Linked DNA regions of Homo sapiens: region 1 is linked to region 2. Evidence: chromatin loops called from intact Hi-C (ENCODE). Cell type or tissue: IMR-90. All regions are shown on one strand. Region 1 overlaps LTBP1 (latent transforming growth factor beta binding protein 1). Region 2 overlaps LTBP1 (latent transforming growth factor beta binding protein 1).

Region 1 (2,500 bases), 88 kb before region 2:
TCTGAAAGGGAAGACATAGTTCCATGAAAATCGCACAGTTATTCCTATTTATAAACACTGTGTTGGAAGCCAGCAAGTCTCAAAGTTTCCATCTCTATTTCTAAGAGTGACTTCCAAGTAAAAGTCTGAATCCAGTCTGGTCTTTCAATGGATCAATTCTCTGTCATCTCCAACTGGGTGTCATTCCATCAGTTGAAATTCCAGCTGCCCATCCGGTCCCGACACAATAGTTCTCTATAGCTTCCTACTTTTATATAAAATGCCCACTATCTTGCTTGTCCTTCATAAGCCATCAGGCTTCTCACTCTCCTAATCTTCACTTTTTCATTTACTCCTGTCAAACCCTACCATTTCTTTCCATGTAACAGCTATTGGATTCATGCCTTCTTATCCATTTAATCTGCCAAAGCCCTGGACTAGTGACCCTTCATCCTAGAGTCTTTAATTCCTACCTTTCAATTGACTTCATCCAAAGCAGTCTCCTGAGGCGAATGACAGATTATGCCAATTATCAGCGGCTTTTTGCCAATTATCAGTAGCATCAGGGAGGACAGGAGTTTGTCAGTGGACTTCGGGGCTCTCCACCACCCTGTTGAACTCCACCCTCTGTTCTGCTGAGCCTTATCCACATCCTCCACTCTGCTGAGTGCACCTAATTATCTTTCCCTGAATTACATTTCCCTCAGCTGCCTCTGCAGGTTAGGGATGATGAACCCTAAGCCATGGAACAACCCTGCCATCTGCTCAGCCACTCCATAGTCCATACTTAATGAGTATGTCCAGGCTATTAAATCTCCTACATACTGATGATATGCATCTTATTACTATTTCTGTAAGTATCTCATTGTATCTCATTTTAGTTATTTCAAAATACCCAAGGAATCCATTTTTCTATTTTCCAATAGTTCACATTTTAGTTAAAAGGAAAATCTTATGATAGTTATTTGGACACAGGTTTGCATCTCCTGGAAACATACCGTTTGACTCAGCCGGTCGTATACATCTTTTTTCTGACGCATCCAGGACCATGGGGTGAGTACAGAAGCAGTTGTAAGAGCCCTCTGTATTAACACACTGGCCATCAATACAACTACTGGGGTCTTGACATTCATCCATATCTTAAGAGCAAAAAAAAGTATTACTAAAGAAAATCAGCCATCAGTTGTACCTCATACACTTCCCAAACTTTACACATTGCTATATTTAGTCCAGATTCCAGGTGCTGCCAAATTTTAATTAACCACACATTATCATCCAAAAGAGAGTGGCTCTGTCTATAAAAATGTAAGCTGCTCTGACTGAAAAACAACATTGCTGCTGCTGCTGCTGACATTAAATAAGGAAAGAAAACATCCATGAACAGGATATGCTTAGAAATTTAAGATTAAATGGCTCTTTATGATAACTTTTAAAATTATTTCCTTTTGCTATGTTTTTCTGCCTAGTGTATATGGTTTTCTGCTTAAGCATTAAAGTCTGGGTCAGTATTTAAAATGGCTGTCACTTGCACGGTATGAGTGATGAAACAGGATGTTCCACAGACCAAAAGAACACTTCAGTTATACCAGTGGCCTGAATCATAATTCCACAGTGAATATTAACTCTTTGTTTGAAATACATTCAAACAGTAGTATGGAGGTGGTTTTTTCTTTTTATTTTCTTCAATTGTGCTTAAGAAAAAGATCCCTAAAACGTTTACACATCTTTTCAACACATGATTTAGATTCAAGGAAATTGTTTTTACTACATAGCATAGTTATTTTTTCCATCTGTATATTTTCACAGTACACCATACTATATCCCCCTAAAGCTTACCAAAGCACTGCAGTTTCACAGGATCATAGTACGTCCCTTGCTTACAGTAGCATTCATACCCAGGCCGAGTGTTCAAACAGAAACCATTTTTGCAGATTTCTTGTCCAAAAAGTAGGCATTCATCTGCATCTACGGGGAAAAAAATTGAGAAATACAAAAAGGAGTTAGGTTTGATCTTTCAATTAAAAAGAGTCTAACCAGATTTGGGGCTTTAAGTTAGATATTATAATATTTACATTCCAAAGAATCCTACACAAACAGCAATATAACCTTCTTAAAATAAGGCCTAATTGGCAGGCATAAAAACATAAACAGATGTAGTTTGTCTGTGATATTTGAGAAGCAATGCCCAAAACATTATAGGAGAAGTGTATTTGTAAATATGGTTTCTGAGATGCTACCTCATATTTGATGAAATGGTCTATGGTTCCATAGTGGCATCAACAAAAGGATATATACCTTTTAAGAAATGTGTTCTGTAATGTATATTCTGGCCCATTCACTAGTTGAGATGTAGAAAGTTTCCAATAAAGTTTGGTGGAACTTGAATGCAAGTCTTTCTTGAGGATAAAAGAAAGCACAAGTTGCTGAGGGGGTTAGCAGACCCATTCCCCCACAGAATTAATAGCTTTTGCTATCTCAGTTTACTCAATGATAAATTGGAGACAATAGGAACATCTACCTA
Region 2 (2,500 bases):
CTGCTCCCACGCTGCATCTCTTCAGCAGAGGAGAGTTCCCTGGAAGAGCAGCGTGGAGACACTTTACACCTGTGCTTGTTCTGTAGCCTCGTGGCCCTCGGGGAGGGTACAAAACTCCATGCTGATCAGAGATCCAGCAACATAAAACACTCCCACTTCTCTCTAGATTAGAACCCAAGGGGCAGAGGCAAGACACCAGCAGGAGGGGCAAGTGTAGGCTGCCAAAAAATGTCTAATTAGCTCTCCCTCCAGGCCTGGGTCATTAGAGCAGTGAAGAAAACCAACAGGCAGAAGCCAGGGGACAGCTGAGGGCTGGCTGTGCCAACCTAGTCCATCCTGCCCCACCTAACAGAGCCCAGATCTATTAGGCTCTGCTGACAGCCAGGCAGGGAACCCCAAGGAACCAGCACCATGCTCCCGTGCCCTCACAGATCCCGTGTTCCTTCACCCTCATATTTCCATGACAGGTTTTTAGCAGAAGGTCAGTGTATTTCTTCATGAAAATAATTGCAAAAAAAGTGCCATAGTGTTTTGTTTTGTTTTGCTTTGTTTTTTGGAGACAAGGTTTTTCTCTGTCACCTGGGCTGGAATGCAGTGGCATGATCTCAGCTCACTGCAACCTCTGCCTCCCAGGTTCAAGTGATTCTTGTTTCTCAGCCTCCCAGGTAGCTGGGATTACAGGCGTGTGCCACCACATCCAGCTAATTTTTGTATTTTTAGGAGAGAGGGAGTTTCAGCATGTTGGCCAGGCTGGTCTCAAACTCCTGGCCTCAAGTGATCCACCCGCTTCAACCTCCCAAAGCACTGGGATTGCAGGCGTGAGCCACCGTGCCTGGCCTCACTACATTGGTTTCAAAAAGAACCAGAGCAACTTGGACACAAACGTGAAAAGAAATATGAAAAGGATAATAATTGTGACCATGCTATAAATACTTTTTATAACATTTTTATAATGAGAGAAAGCTCATTGCTGTGGTCAATAATGAGGAAATTTTATTAAGCACAGTTGGAATCTGACCAAAGTTTGTCAGACCATGCTTCTTGGGGAGTCTGTGAGAAAGTACCAGAACACATGTAAAAGAAAGCATTGGAGACAAAGGAATGTAAGTAGGTGAAAAGGTCAAAAACAAAAAATCAACACTGGTTACACCTGCAGCATGTTCCCAGATGAATGGTCCGGACTCTGTAATTAAGTCTGTGTTTCTACTAAATATGATGCAATTAATCATTCTATGGTGATTTCATTCCAAATACCAGAGAGGCAGATATTGAGGTGAAAAATAATGAGAGCATGAAGATGGAAAATAATCCCAAAAGAGCCAGTGAAAGGAAGAGGCAAAGAGCCTGTGAATCTAGGAAGCAGAAAGAGCTTGGATAAACTGGTGTCACGCACTGAGTGTGGGAAGGAAACAAGAACCAGGCAAGGTGCCTACCAACCCTGCACATCACCGTCATGTGTGCTGAACACTCTCAGCTGACTCACCCTCACAACGGCCTCTCTGAGTCATGCGGTACCCGCTGTCACAGTATTCACACCGGAAGGCCCCCACAGTATTGACACAGTGCCCCTCCCCACAGACGTCCGGCCTCAGGCATTCGTCAACATCTACGAAGAGCAGATAGCATTGTTGAGTTTTGTGTTCCAAATACTGTTTCAAACCTCTCCCATCTCCCAGCTTAGCTCAAATATAATAACGAAGTAACTGATTTCTTTTTTTTTTTGAGATGGAGTTTCGCTCTTGTTGCCCAGGCTGGAGTGCAATGGTGTGATCTCGGCTCACTGCAACCTCCACCTCCTGGGTTTAAGCAATTCTCCTGCCTCAGCCTCCCAAGTAGCTGGGATTACAGGCATGCACCACCATGCCTGGCTAATTCTGTATTTTTAGTAGAGACAGGGTTTCTCCAAGTTGGTCAGGCTGGTCTCAAACTCCCGACCTCAGGTGATCCGCCAGGCTCGGCCTCCCAAAGTGCTGGGATTACAGGTGTGGGCCATGGCGCCTGGCCAGTAACTGATTTCTACTTTCCCTTTGATTTGTTTGACACACATCAAAATCATCCAGTTTTGATTCATGCAGGGTGGTCCAAAAGTAACATTTAATGTATCTTGTCTATGCACATATATGACACTCTTTCTTCAAAAATGTTAGGGGAAAAAAATCCATTTTTATATCACCTGGGATCTAGCAGACTGCTGTCATGATAATTGTTTAATAAAAAATTCTGGGTTGTCTGGATAAGCACTGAACTGATGATAGTCTTAGGGGATCTAAAAACTCAGATCTAAGAATTTGTAAGCAGGAAGAATGCTGCCATTACCTATGCAGTTAGTACCCTCCTCACTGGCCATAAATCCTGCTGGGCAAATGCACAAGAAACTTCCCTCGGTGTTTTCACAGCGGCCCTGGGAGCAGAGGTGTTGGACCTGAGTACACTCATCAATATCTGTTAACAAAAATACATATAAAAATATTAGTTCTGTGTAGCAAGAACTTAGTTTCCC

The links. A loop is a pair of places that touch in the nucleus more often than their neighbours do. Peaks named below come from ENCODE experiments on the same cell type or tissue, not always from the same donor. Only the 100,000 strongest peaks of a DNase experiment are listed, where the experiment ranks them.
Region 1: a loop joins it to region 2, with 2.3 times the contacts of the local background. A loop is called at or near these places in 13 of 110 quality-filtered maps.

What each region holds. Positions count from the first base shown.
Region 1 is chr2:33,362,834-33,365,333 of GRCh38, reverse strand. It overlaps LTBP1 (latent transforming growth factor beta binding protein 1), which reads right to left. Exons shown (of 34, transcript NM_206943.4): 29 at 1,816-1,944; 30 at 978-1,118; 31 at 1. Among named protein-coding and RNA genes, the nearest start is that of MIR4430, 54 kb to the left of the region's middle. In IMR-90, no CTCF peak of the experiment used is centred here; a DNase peak (open chromatin) is centred at 1,533; H3K27ac peaks cover 193 bases.
Region 2 is chr2:33,274,907-33,277,406 of GRCh38, reverse strand. LTBP1 (latent transforming growth factor beta binding protein 1) reads right to left here. Exons shown (of 34, transcript NM_206943.4): 17 at 2,317-2,442; 18 at 1,484-1,606. Among named protein-coding and RNA genes, the nearest start is that of MIR4430, 140 kb to the left of the region's middle. In IMR-90, no CTCF peak of the experiment used is centred here; a DNase peak (open chromatin) is centred at 1,456; H3K27ac peaks cover 277 bases.